Regions from separate parts of the Homo sapiens genome. Here regions 1 and 2 are each linked to region 3. Evidence: read pairs that join two places in POLR2A ChIA-PET (ENCODE). Cell type or tissue: Caco-2. All regions are shown on one strand. Each heading gives the region's core, and the rest is flanking DNA. Links, peaks and the distances in the headings are about the cores only.

The links. ChIA-PET counts read pairs that join two places held together with the same protein. Peaks named below come from ENCODE experiments on the same cell type or tissue, not always from the same donor. Only the 100,000 strongest peaks of a DNase experiment are listed, where the experiment ranks them.
Region 1: POLR2A ChIA-PET joins it to region 3 with 5 read pairs; 6 of 35 experiments call an interaction of 5 or more read pairs at or near these places.
Region 2: POLR2A ChIA-PET joins it to region 3 with 5 read pairs; 4 of 35 experiments call an interaction of 5 or more read pairs at or near these places.

The regions. Positions count from the first base shown.
Region 1 is chr20:44,353,458-44,357,909 of GRCh38, reverse strand. It overlaps HNF4A (hepatocyte nuclear factor 4 alpha), which reads right to left and starts at 2,211. Exons shown (of 10, transcript NM_175914.5): 1 at 2,057-2,211. The coding sequence starts at 2,105. It overlaps R3HDML-AS1 (R3HDML antisense RNA 1), which reads left to right and starts at 2,668. Exons shown (of 4, transcript NR_184036.1): 1 at 2,668-2,891. HNF4A-AS1 (HNF4A antisense RNA 1) reads left to right here. Exons shown (of 3, transcript NR_172878.1): 3 at 1-1,166. RefSeq lists an enhancer at 4,380-4,452. In Caco-2, for the core only: no CTCF peak of the experiment used is centred there; DNase peaks (open chromatin) are centred at 1,889 and 2,309; H3K4me3 peaks cover 1,910 bases.
Region 2 is chr20:44,592,435-44,596,886 of GRCh38, reverse strand. All of the region lies in intron 2 of PKIG (cAMP-dependent protein kinase inhibitor gamma), which reads right to left. Among named protein-coding and RNA genes, the nearest start is that of PKIG, 12 kb to the right of the region's middle. RefSeq lists enhancers at 1,826-1,935, 1,966-2,075. In Caco-2, for the core only: no CTCF peak of the experiment used is centred there; no DNase peak of the experiment used is centred there.
Region 3 is chr20:44,221,980-44,226,431 of GRCh38, reverse strand. OSER1-DT (OSER1 divergent transcript) reads right to left here. Exons shown (of 3, transcript NR_038339.2): 3 at 405-1,611. Among named protein-coding and RNA genes, the nearest start is that of OSER1-DT, 13 kb to the right of the region's middle. In Caco-2, for the core only: no CTCF peak of the experiment used is centred there; a DNase peak (open chromatin) is centred at 2,530.

The DNA.
Region 1 (4,452 bases), core at 1,144-3,643, 130 kb before region 3:
CAGCAACAGCTGGATTGTGTCAAGTCTCGAGTCAGATGACATTTTTTGTTTGTTTGTGTTTTTTTTTTAATCTTGAACCTTAGTTTTTTCTTCTGTCCTTGGAGATTACAATATTATTTATCTCAGACAGCCGTTTGGAAAATGAAACAGCTGTCTGAGAGATAATAGTAGAACATTCACTAACCCATTCATCCATCCATTCACCCACCTACCTGTCGATAGAAGCAACCATTCTAATAATTGCTGAATGTTTGCTATATAATGAGTATGACACAGGAGCAGAGATGAAGAGACATGAGGACATCCTACAAGGTGCAGAGACGTGGGAGACAGTGAAAGGCTGTCAGGTTATATTATTGTATCATCCTTTAAGAGACACTGTGGGGCCTTCTGTTCACCCCTAGCTTAGCCTTATGACCTGGGCTGTCCTTCCCCAGAAGCTGTCTGGCCCCTTTGAGAGACAATGTCTTCCCCTAGCCACAGGTTCAACCAAGTCATCCATTGGCATCTATACTCCAGGTCTTAAAATTGTGGATTAAGGGTGGCCTCACCCTTAATCTCCTCTATGCTATCTCCTCTAATCTCCCCGCTCTCTGGGAGATAGGTCCTGTTGTTATCTTCATTTTACAGATGAGGAAATAGGTTCAGAGAGGGGAAATGTCTTGCCCAAGGTCACACAGCTGGTGTGTGGGATGGGTTCCCAGGCTGTTGGTTTCTTCAGCCTCTGCCATTTCCAGTGCATCACATATTCCTGTTTGATGGGGGTCAAAGCAAAGAAGATTCTTCCTGACTAGAGTCAGGAGATCAGGCCCTGATTCTGTCATTCCCTGGCCCTCTGTCCTCAGCAATTGATGACATAAATGTTGATTGTGTCTTTGCAATGCACGTGGTATCAAGGGCTTTACATCCTTGTTCCCCACGGCATCCACCATGATCTTAAGACACATCCTAGTCCTGTCTCCACTTCAGAAAGAAAGCAAGAGGCACGTGAATGTTGAGCCGTGTGACAGAGTCACAACTAGACCCCGAGGTCTGCTGGATTCCAGAGACCAAGTTCTGTGCGGGTGTGTGATTTGAACAGGTTTATAAAAGGCACCCAACTTTTAAAAAATCCAAAATGTGTCCCCAAAAGATAAAACATTCTCTTGAATTTCCCTCCTCAGAAACAAACCTGTCACCAATTTTATTGTGTCATTCCACGAATTTTCTATGCGTGGAATGTACACGTATACGCGTGTGTACATATATACATCTATATCCGTTTCGCTATCAGCAACTACACAGTTCTTCAGTGTACCGTTTTCACTTAATTTAACTGAGAGGTTCTTCCCTGTCACACACAGATGTGCGTTGTTTCCTTGAACAATGGGATAGCATTCCACTGTAAAGACGTCTCACGCTTTATTTACCCGTCTTCCCTCTGCTGAGGGACATTGGGTTGCTTCCAATGTGGGGGTCACCCTAAGGAGTGAGCCTGAGCCTTTCACTCTCAGTAACACATGCTTTCTAGCCCTGCATCTGAGTTTCACACGTCCGCACAAGATATTCTCATTTTCCAACGCTCCACCCTGCGCGGCGCTTTCTACCTCCTCCCCATTATCCAGAGCCAACGGAGGTGCGGAGCGACCGAGCTGCCCGGTCCCACGCCCAGCTTGATAATGCACCAGCAACGTGACCTAGGCCCAGCAAGCCTCTCCTGGTGGACCTCAATTTGCCCCGCATCGAAACAGGACGGTGCTTCCAAGCCCCACCCTCTGTGGGGTTTTGGAAAGACCCCTGAGATGCATTCCCAGGAAGGCCTCTGGACAGACAAAATGAGCCAAGCCTCTGCCCCAGGGCTTCTCGGCCCCTCCCAGCACTTCTCGCACCAAGCAGGCCATGCCCCGGCTTGAGAGCTTAGGGAAGCGGTCACATTGCCTCCGTGGGGCTTCCTGCCCTTCCAGAGGAGCTCCAGGAGGAGCTTTGGGCCCGTAAGAAACACACGGGGAGGTGTCCCATGGCCTCCCAAAGCTGACCGCAGTCCCGCCCTGTCCAGTCTTCCCCCAGCCCCACTTACCGTAAGAACTCTCCACTGGAGCCCCGAGGGGCGCGTTCACGCTGACCATGGCCAAGCCCACCCAGCCGGAGAGCTGGGGGCATGGAGGAGCAGGGGCCCGCTCACAGCAGCAGCACAGCCACCAGGAGCCCGTCCACCAGGAAGGCGGTGAGTGCGGCCAGCTGCCACCGCCCGGTTATCTTATTGATTCTTCTAATCACCCAAGGTGGGTGGATACGTTAAAGAGTAACCAGTCACTTAGGGAACCCGCGGCTGGGGACTGTTGCTGTCTCCATGGCAATGGCGACCTGGCCAGACCTGAGGTCCACTCGGGTCCTAGTCCTGCACTCTGGGGTTAGGGGAACCCAGAGCCAGGTGTATGGGGACATCAGCCCCCCAATTTGAGGACAGGGCCGGAGCAGAAGGGGCTGGAGAGGTGAGAGTCCAACCTGGGTTGGGTTTTATGGCTCCAAACTATGGGTGTGTCACCATGCAGGAAGTAGTGGGAAAACCGAGGGAGGGGCAGAGGAAAAAAGGAGGGTGGAGAACTGTGTTTAGTGAGTGCCTACTGGATGCTGGGAGTTGCATACAGGCGTTACCATATTTAAATTAAACCTTGAGATGAAGGGACTGAAGGACAGAGAGAAATTGCATGCCTGGAGTCTCACTGCTAGTACATAGAGGTGTTATCTTCCTTTCATCTAACATATTTATTGAGCACCTACTATGTACCAGGCCTTGTGCTAGACTCTGGGGATATGGAAATGAGCAAAGTAGATGTACCCCCGAAACTTGTGGACTAATGGAGGAGACGGACCTTAATCAGATCGTCATTCAAAGATACTATTACAAACTGGTGAGTGATATGAGGGGTGGAGAAACATGGGGCTGCCTCCAGGCCAATGGGACAAAGTCATCCTGTCTGGCGTCTCCTCTGGTCTCCTTCCCCATTCTAAATTCAACCTGCTGCTGAAACTCACACACTCTGTTTTAGCTCCCTGGCATGTTAGACACCTGCCACCTAGCTTTTTTTTTGGAACAGCCCCGTTTCTTTTGTCTCAGTTTTGGATCTCACCACCTGCTTGGGGATTCTGAAATCAAGGTCATTCATCCTGTTAGAGAGAGCTGAAATGAGAACAGTGAAACAAATTCTGGACTCAGAAAAATCAGAAAACTCCAGCTCTATTATTTTCTTGCTGTATGTTTTTTAGTAAATTATTTCATTTCCTTATAGGAATACCTAGCTCATAGTTTGCCCTGCTTCTAAAATAGCTAATTGATAATATTCCTCTTCTCTTCCCATAGTCTCTTTTTTCAGCTTTATCAATCACCTCAGAGGGACCTTCAGCCCCTACAGATGGGCATGGGTTGCATTAAAATGTCCTTTCTTTTCTAAAACAACAGTGATAACAAACGTTAGATTTTGGGGCCGGGTGCAGTGGCTCACGCCTGTAACCCCAGCATTTTGGGAGGCCGAGGCGCACCGATCACGAGGTCAGGAGTTTGAGGCCAGCCTGACCAACATGGTGAAACCCCGTCTCTACCAAAAATAAAAAAATTAGCCGGGCATGGTGGCAAACGGGAGGCTGAGGCAAGAGAATCGTTTGAACCAGGGGGACAGAGGTTGCAGTGAGCCAAGATCGTGCCACTGCACTCCAGCCTGGGCAACAGAGAGAGACTCCATCTCAAAATAAATAAATAAATAAATAAATAAATAAATAAATAAATAACTTCGATATTTTTTAAAAAAAAGTATTAATATTCTTGGTCGGGTGTAGTGGCTCATGCCTGTAATCCCAGCAGTTTGGGAGGCTGAGGCAGGTGGATCACTTGAGGTCAGGAGTTTGAGACCAGGCTGGCCAACACGGTGTAATCCCATCTCTACTAAAAATACAAAAATTAGCTGGGTGTGGCAGCGAGCACCTGTAATCTCAGCTACTCGGGAGGCTGAAGGAGGAGAATCGTTTCAACCTAGGAGGCAAATGTTGCAGTGAGCCAAGATTGCACTACTGCACTGCAGCCTTGGCGACAGAGCCAGACTCCATCTCAGAAAAAAAAAAAGTATTAATATTTTTATATGGGGGTGGGGGAGGTTTGCTAACCCTATGTCAATTTCCCAAAATGTTCTGGAGATTTAAGTGGTACGTAACCCCCTGCATGAAGTGGCGTCATGAGGTCACATAACTACGAAGGAGCCAACACAGAACTGGAATTCAGCATCATCTGACCCCAAAGCCCGTGCTATTTCAACAGGTCTCACATTGCCTTCCTGAGCACCAGGATAATGAGGATGACAACCACTGGCATTTATGAACTCTTTAGTTTGTCAGCATTGTATATTCTTAACGTCATTGAATTGTCACTGTCAATATTCCCATTTTACAGATGTAAAAACTGGGATTCAAGAAGTTTCATTA
Region 2 (4,452 bases), core at 723-3,222, 370 kb before region 3:
CAGACTTTAAATTTTGCTCTGACTTTGATTTTACCCTTAATATGTGAATGCTTCCCTTCCAAGACAATATTCAGAGGCTTCTCACTAGTGTAGGGTGAGTGAAGCCCTTCAGACAGTAAGGGAGTCTCTTCACACACTGCTCAGACACTGCACTGTGTGTCCACGGCCACTGCCAGCAGTGGCTGGGGCTCTGCCGTCTTCAGCTGCAGGAGGGATGTCCTTCCATCCTTCCTGCCTCCTGAGAGAAGTAGGGTTCCGAACCCAGAACTTGCTACATAGGTAAATACCGGTTGAACAACAGCCTCCCTTGGAACCTGGAAGAGCAACATGTTTGCAAGCCAGGGACCATCACTACTTGAGCAGAGTGTAGATGTCATCCGTACCTCTGGCCCACATTAACATCATTTACTCAAGGTTCCTAAGCCCTTGGTTGTTCAGTATTCCAGCCCTCCCCCCACACCTCCAGTCTTCATGGGAATGCCAGCCCCCTGTAAACAGTCCTGTGTAATTCCTGGCAGCCTGGGGCGTAGGCCCTTTAGCCTGAGTCCCTCTTCCTCTTCCCTGACCCACCAGAAGAGATGAAGTTTCCTTGCCTGCCACCTGCAGCACCTTGACTTCTTCCTAATAATGACTCAGTCGAAATTCATTCAACAGTCATTCGACAAATACACACAGAAATGTCCCGTGAGCCAGGCATGATGCTGATACATTTGTTCATTATCTGCCATTCCAACTGATTCCAAGAGGGTAGGTACCCTGCCTTTCTTGTTTGTCACTGTATCTTTGAAATATAGCACAGCTCCTGACATATAGATTTTAATCACTCAGTGACTAAATAACCATCTGATTCCTGGCTCCTGACCAAATAAATAATAACAATGATAAGAGTAAAACAAAACAAAAATGTGTTTAAAATTAATTTATTTAATATTTAATAAAATAAAAAATTGGCTACCACTTATGGGGTGAATATACTATGTTCAAACATGTTGACATGTTTGGGGTGCTGGGCATGCATTTTCGTGGTTGTACTTGGGGCATCCACAGGACAGTTGTACTTTTACAGCACCAGGGGCACCAGGCGCAGTGGTTCACACCTGTAATCCCAGCACTTTGGGAGGCCAAGGCTGGCGGATCACGAGGTCAGGAGTTCGAGACCAGCTTTACCAACATGGTAAAACCCCATCTCTACTAAAAATACAAAAATTAGCCGGGCATGGTGGTGCACGCCTGTGATCCCAGCTACTCAGGAGGCTGAGACAGAAGAATTGCTTGAACCCAGGAGGCGGAGGTTGCAGTGAGCCAAGATCATGCCACTGCACCCCTGCCTGGGCAACACAGCGAAACTCCATCTCAAAAAAATAAATAAATAAATAAAAGTACTTGGGGCATCCCAAAGGACAGCTGTACATTTATAGTTATAATTGTGAACTTCAGCAATATTTGATACTGTATCCCAGTTCATGCCTAAGCAGAAACACTAGAGGCCTGGTGTGCTCTCTCAAGATTCTGGCATCTGAGAGGCTGGTGGCCAAGGGAGCACAGTGGCCCACAACACTTTGGGTTCTCTCTAGACCAGTGTTCTTAAACTTTAAGGGTCACAGACACATTTGAGAGTTTGAGGGAAGCTACAGATACTTTGCCCAGAAAAGTATATATTCTCTGCGTGTGTGTGTAACCATACCTATGATCACAGGGGGCTCTTAACCCATAAGCCCCTGGCTAAAAACTCCAGCTCTAGACATCACATAACCCTGCATTCTTAAGGTTTGGAGGCTCTGGACCTCAACTCTCCCAGCACAGCTGGAACAGAAGCCTTCCTAAAATGGCCTTGGCCAGAAAAAGAGTCCTGGGAGCCGACTGCTGCATCCTAGTCACTGCAAACATCTGCACCCAGGGGATTCCCAGGGGCCCTGAGTCAGAACAGGTCACAAGATGGGTGGCTTGGAAAGTTGCTATGGCAAGGCCCTGAAGCCTTGCTGATAAGCAGCCAAATAGTTCCAACCTCAAGGCAGCTTCCCTCCAGATGAGACCCTTGCTATGACAACAGTGAAAAGGACTCTTAAGAGAGGTGCTGGAGGCAGAGTAGAGGCCAAAAAAGGGAATTCAAAGGAGCTGGAAATCCCCCAGACTCCCAGGACTACTAGGACCTGGAGAAATAAAGGCTGGATTTTCTGCCCCCATTGCAAGGAGACAGAGCCGAAGAGGGGTGAGGGGTGGGAATGGGGGAGGCAAGTAAGCTTAAGCTATGGGTCAGAGCCTGTATGAATCGGGGCTCCACCAATTGCTAGCTGCATGACGCTGAGCAAATCACTTAACATCTCTGAGCCTCAGTTTCTTCTTTTGTAAAACAGAGATATCAACCCCCAACCCTTAGGGTTGTTGTGAAATTAAAGGAAATTCATGCATAATTTTTTTGAGTCCTTTCCTCCTAGGAACCTGAAAAGGTAAGGAATGAAGGAAGTACAGGATGATAGTTGAGAGCTCACTCTAGTCTCAGATGAAATCTGTGAGGCAAAATTCCTGACCTCTCTGAACCTCAGGTTCTTCATCTGTGAAACGGGGACAATGATACTTTACTTGTAAGGTTCTACTGGGATTGGAAATAATGGATGTATAATGCCTGGCTCACATGACAAGATGCTCAATAAAGGGTGGTGGTTACTATTATCAGAAAAGCAAAGCTAAATTAAAGAAGTCGTTTTGGTGTAGCTGAAAAAATAGAAGATGTGGAGCTAAAAAAAGCTCAAGTGAAATCTTAGTTATGCAACTTTCCAGCTCTGGTACATTGGCCAAATGATGTAATCTCCAAAAGCCTCAGTTTCCTCCTTGGTAAAACATGGATAATAACAGAAACTACCTAATTAGACACTGGATGTAAAGGTTTAGCCCAGCGTTGGCACAAGAGCACTCATCCATATGCTATAAACCATACTCTTTGAGCTTACACAACAGCTCAGGGTATGACTGATGGCTTCCTGTGACCTGGGCAGATTCTTTAAATTTTTTTCAGTTTTATTAAGGTATGAATGACAAATAAAAATGTTATATATTCACACTGTGACATGATTATCACAATCAAGCTAATTAACATATCCACCACCTCACACAGTTACTTTTTGTGACGAGAATACTTAAGATCTACTCTCTTAGCAAATTTCAAGTATACAATACCATATTATTAACTGTAATTACCATGCTGTACATTAGGTCGCCAAAATTTATTCATCTTATAACTGCAAGTTTGTAACCTTTGCTCAACATCTCTCCATTTCCCCAACAACCCTTCTACTCTCTCTGGAAACCACCCTTCTACTCTCTCTTAGTTCAACTCTTTTAGATTCCACATATAACTGAGATCCTGTAGTATTTGTCTTTCTGTGTCTGCCCTATTTCACTTAGCACAATGTCCTCCAGGTTCAACCATGTTTTTGCAAATGTCAGGATTTTCTTTTTTAAGGCTGAGTAATAGTCGTGTGTGTGTGTGTGTGTGTGTGTGTGTGTGTGTGTGTGTGTGTGTGTTGATTATTATAGCATTATAATTTTTTTTTTTGAGACATAATCTCACTCTTTCAGCCAGGCTGGAGTACAGTGGCATGACTACGGCTCACTGCAGCCTTGATGCGATGCCTGGGCTCAAGTGATCCTCCCACCTTGGCCTCCTGAGTAGCTGGGACTACAGGTGCACGCCACCATGCCCAGCTACTTTTTGGATTTTTTTTTTTTCTTTTATAGAAACAGGGTTTCGCTATGTTGCCCAGGTTGGTCTCGAACTCCCGCCTCAGCCTCCCAAAGTGCTGGAATTACAGGTGTGAGTCACCATGTCCAGCCTATAATATTTGAAATCAGGTTGTGTGATGCCTCCAACTTAGATCTTCTTGCTCAAGATTGCCTTAGTAATTTGGGGTCTTTCATGGTTTCATAGGAATTTTAGGATTATTTGTTCTATTTCTGTAAGCAATGCCACTGGAATTTTGATAGGAATGGAATTAATTCTGTAGATCGCTTTGGGTAGTATGGACATTTTGACAATATTGATTCTACTGGGCAGATTCTTTAAATGGCTTGGTATGGACACAGCCTTAACTCTTTCCAGAACAGGCTGAACTGCCTGTTCAACTAGGCAGGATTCTCACTTTTTACTCTCTCCACTGGCTTCAGAGGCTCCTCTCAAAGGAGTTTTCCTCATGGCCAGGAGACAGGGAGTGACTTCAGTGTCCACGGTAAACCAGATTAGGGGGTGGCCTTCTGGCAGAAGGAGTAACTATGTGCTTCCCTGGATGCACGGCCTGCCCTCCTTGCTGAGGTGCAAAGGAAAGCAGCCTGGGAGATGAGCAGGCACACTCCTAGCTGCCAAGCAGTTTGCCCATAGGGTGGGAAGGCAGCTGCCCTGTTTAATGCACCTGGGGAAAAGGACTGATTGAGAGAAGTGCTAAATGGGCATGTTGGCCC
Region 3 (4,452 bases), core at 1,284-3,783:
TTTAAAGCCTGGAAGGAGGTGTACTAAACCACAAACAGCAGGCAGCTGTCTCTCTGCAGAGTAGAATGGAGGGGCGTGGGGGAGCACATGACAATTTTCGTTTCTACTTTAAGTATGTCAGCCCCATCCCATTAATGGATATATTATACTCAAAGGAAAAGAAATCGTTCTACCACAAAGACACACGCACCCACATGTTCACTGCAGTGCTATTCACAATAGCACAGACATGGAATCAACCCAGGTGTGGATCAACAGTGGATGTGATAAAGAAAATATGGTACATATACACCGTGGAATATTAGGCAGCCATATAAGAGAATGAAATCGTGTCTTTTGTAACAACGTGGATGTAGCTGGAGGCCATTATCCTAAGTGGATTAACATAGAAACAGAAAACAAAATCATACACCACATTCTTTTTATTTTTTTATTTTTATTTTTTTGAGATGGAGTCTCACTCTGTCACCCAGGCTGGAGTGCAGTGGTACAATCTCAGCTCACTGCAACCTCCACCTCCCCGGTTCAGGCGATTCTCCTGTCTCAGCCTCCCGAGTAGCTAGGACTACAGGTGCCCACCACCACACCCGGCCAATTTTTTATGTTTTTAGTAGAGACAGGGTTTCACTTTGTTAGCCAAGATGGTCTCGATCTCTTGACCTCATGATCCACCCACCTCGGCCTCCCAAAGTGCTGGGCATGTTCTTACTTCTAAGTGGGAGCTAAACATTGAGTACACATGGTCATAAAAATGGGAACAGCAGACACTGGGGAACACAAGAATGGAGAGGGATGGGAGTAAGGGTTGAAAAAACCACTTATCGGGCACTATGCTCACCACTGGGGTGACTAATTCATTCGTACTCCCAAACCTCAGCAGCCCACACTGTACCTATGTAACAAACCTGCACATGTACCCCAATTCTAAAATAAAGGTTAAAAAAGAAAAAGATATTTCAGCATCACTTGTTTCATCTTACAAGGGCATTGTAAAATAATAAAGATAAAAGTTAAGAGATAGGAAAAGAAAAAAAAGGGAAAAAGAAAAAAACCCTCATTGGAGTCCTGTTCTGCCCACCCCTGGAGTTACTAAGTAAGCCCAACTTAAGGGGTCCCTTGAGCTCCAGACTGTAAAGCCCCCAAGGCAGCATCATCCACACCACCTTATCAGATCCTCAAAGCAATTCTTCTAAGTTGGTAGACCGGGGTAGTTATTTCCATTCTGCAAATGGGGAAACTGAGACTCAGAAAGTACAGTGACTTGCCCAAGGGCCCACAAGAAGTGGTGGCCCTGGAGGGATGAGAGGGAACCCAGTTCTCTGGAGTCCCAGGCCGCTGTTCCTTCTGCTGCAACTCCCCAAGTAACAGGAACAGGTGCAGCAATGGGCATTTACAATCAAGGGCCAAACATGCAACCCTGTTCAAGCTCGTGCCTCAACTCCTTCAATTCCTCGTCAGCTTTTATTCCTTCAAAGCTGGTATTCATCTTTCTGAAGTAATTTCCATCCTTCTGGCTCTTCTTTTCTGAAGGCAGCACGCTTTAGAAAGAGCAGGGCTTGACATCTGACTGTCACTCACGAGCTCAAGTGGCTTCGCCTCTCTGGGGCTCATCTGCAAAATGGAGATAAACACAGTAACTCCCAGAATCATTCTGAGGATCAAGGCAGTCATGTGTGAATGCATTTTGTAAAATACAGAGCACTGGGGAATACTGATTTTACTTTAACAAAATAAAACTCTAGCTCTCTTTCTGGGAGGTTAGGATACCAGCAGTAGGGTAACTTAAAGGGAGAGTACACCGAACAGGAATCTCAAGTTGAAACAGGCACAAGTATTGGCAATGTAAGTTGGGAAGGCCACACACAGATTTCAGATAATGGGTCAGTCCAGCTAAGCTCGTACCTTTAATAGACTTCTTTAAAATATATTACTGGGCTTTGGGACTGTGCTGTCACCAGGGAGCGAGGCCACATGCTAAACATCTTAAAGCAGGGGCGACAGAGAAACAGAGAAACCAGTGAATTGGCTAGGCACGGTGGCTCACACCTGTAATCCCAACACTTTCAGAGGCCACGGTGGGTGGATCACTTGAGGTCAGGAGTTTGATACCAGCCTGGCCAATATGGTGAAACCCTGTCTCTACAAAAAATACAAAAAAGATTAGCTGGACGTGGTGGTGTGAGCTTGTAATTCCAGCTACTCGGGGCGCTGAGGCAGGAGACTCGCTTGAACCCTGGAGGCGGGGATTGCAGTGAGCCGAGATGGTGCCACTGCACTCCAGTTTGGGTGACACAGCAAGACTCCGTCTCAAAAAAAAAAAAAAAAATTTCCAGCACTGAAAATTATATTTCCACCCGCAGGAGAACAGACCAGGCAGGAAACAGGGTGAATATGTCCACTCAGGGTTTATGGGACTGTTAGCTAATTTAAGAACATTGTAACAGGCAGCATAGGTAGAAGCACCTTGAGCATGGGACCAACCCCCACCAACCCAAGGACATGTAGTAAAACCTGCCTTGTAAAGAAATAGCAACAAAGGTGGACTTTGAAAAAGCTCACCTCGCTACCTGAAAGGGTGTGGTGAGGATGGCCCTAATACACACACTGCTGAGAGTAACGGTTGAGAACTTTCCTTTGAAGCAATTTATTAGTGTGTTGCCGGAGACTTTAAACGGTTTATACCTTCCCACCCAGGAGTTCCAGGTGTAAAATTCTAAGAAAATAATCAGACAAGGATTTTTGGTTTAGAGTTTTTTATTACAACAAACACCCACACACACCCCTAATTGTCCAGAAACGGGTGGATGGTTAACTACAGAATAAGTTATGAATATATTTAAATGATGGACTATTATACAGTCATTAAAATAATGTTTTGAGGAATAGTTTGTGACATAAAAACGCTAATAGTAAATTGAAGGAAAGCAGGATATAACACGTATGCCCAGTGTATGAGGCTGTTTGTGCACTGATACAAATAAATGCCTGAGTCTGTCTTTATAAAGAAAACAAGTTTAATTTGTTCTTGGTTCTGCAAGCTGTATAGGAAGTGGGGTGCTGGCATCTGCTTCTGGTGAGGCCATAGGGAATTTACAGTCATGGTGGAAGGCAAAGGGGAGCCTGTGTGTCACATAGCAAGAGCAGGAACAAGAGAGAGGGGAGGTGCCGCACACCTTTAAACAATCAGATCTCCCATTAGCTCACTCATCACCACAGGATGGCGCTAAGCCAAGCATGAGGAATATGCCCCCATGATCCAAACACCTCCCACCAGGCCCCACCTCCAACACTGGAGATTACAGTTCGACATGAGATTTGGAGGGGACAAACATCCAAGCCAGTTCACACAGTGTACCAGCAATTAAAATGCACACACTTAAAATACTAATGATAATAGTAGCAGTGGCTAATGTTGTTGGATGCTATATTAGTCTGTTTTGCGATGCTATAAAGGAATAGCTGAGACTGGGTAATGTATACAGAAAAGAAGTTTGCTTGGGTCACAGTTCTGCATGGCACCAGCATCTGCCTGGCTTCTAGTGAGTGTCTCAGGCTGCTTCCACTCATGGCAGGAGGTGAAGCGGAGCCGGCCTGCACAGATAACACGGCCAGAGAGGGAAGCAAGAGGGAGGAGGCAGGAGGTACCAGGCTCTAACAAATGGGCCTGGGGTGAACTCATTACCATGGGAGGGCACCATGCCATTCCTGAGGGATCCACCCCCATGACCCAAACACCTCCCATCAGGCCCCACCTCCAACACTGGGGGTCACAGTTTGACCTGAGATTTGGAGGGGACAAATATCTAAGCCATATCAGATGCTATGAGCCGGGCAGTGTTCTACCACATTAGTCATTTCATCCTCTCCTAGCCCTCTAAGGGAAGTCCTACGATTACTATCATCATCCCCATTTTTCAGAGGAGTAAACTGGGCACAGGGGCTTGGGCAGTGTGCCCAAGGCCACACAGAGGGGTGGGCATCTGAGGCAGGGCTTCTCAGAGGCAGTGTGGCTCCTAGGCGCTCCGCAACACCTTTACCAAATGCTGCCAGGGGACATCCTCAAGGACAGGGGCCAAGTCGAATGCTTCTGAGGCAAAGGCCAAGCCCCTCAACTGAGTATCCCAAAGACAAGACCGCCTTCAGCTTGCAATCAGAAAGACCTGGGCTCAAATCCGGCATAGATCCTTCTGACCTGTGTGAAAGCAGCAAGCTATTTTCCTCTCTGAGCCTCAGTTTCCTCATCTGTAAAATGGGGATAAATAATAGTACCTGCCTCCCAGGGCTAACCAGGAGATAAAAATGATAAGGTGCCTGAGTCTTTATATTTTCTAAATTTTCTATAAAGGTATATTTTTCTTTTGTTAAAATTATTTTTTATTAAAAAATAATATATTAACACATTAAAATATTTCCAAAGTTTGGGGGGGTATTAAATAACCCAGGAGCCAGACG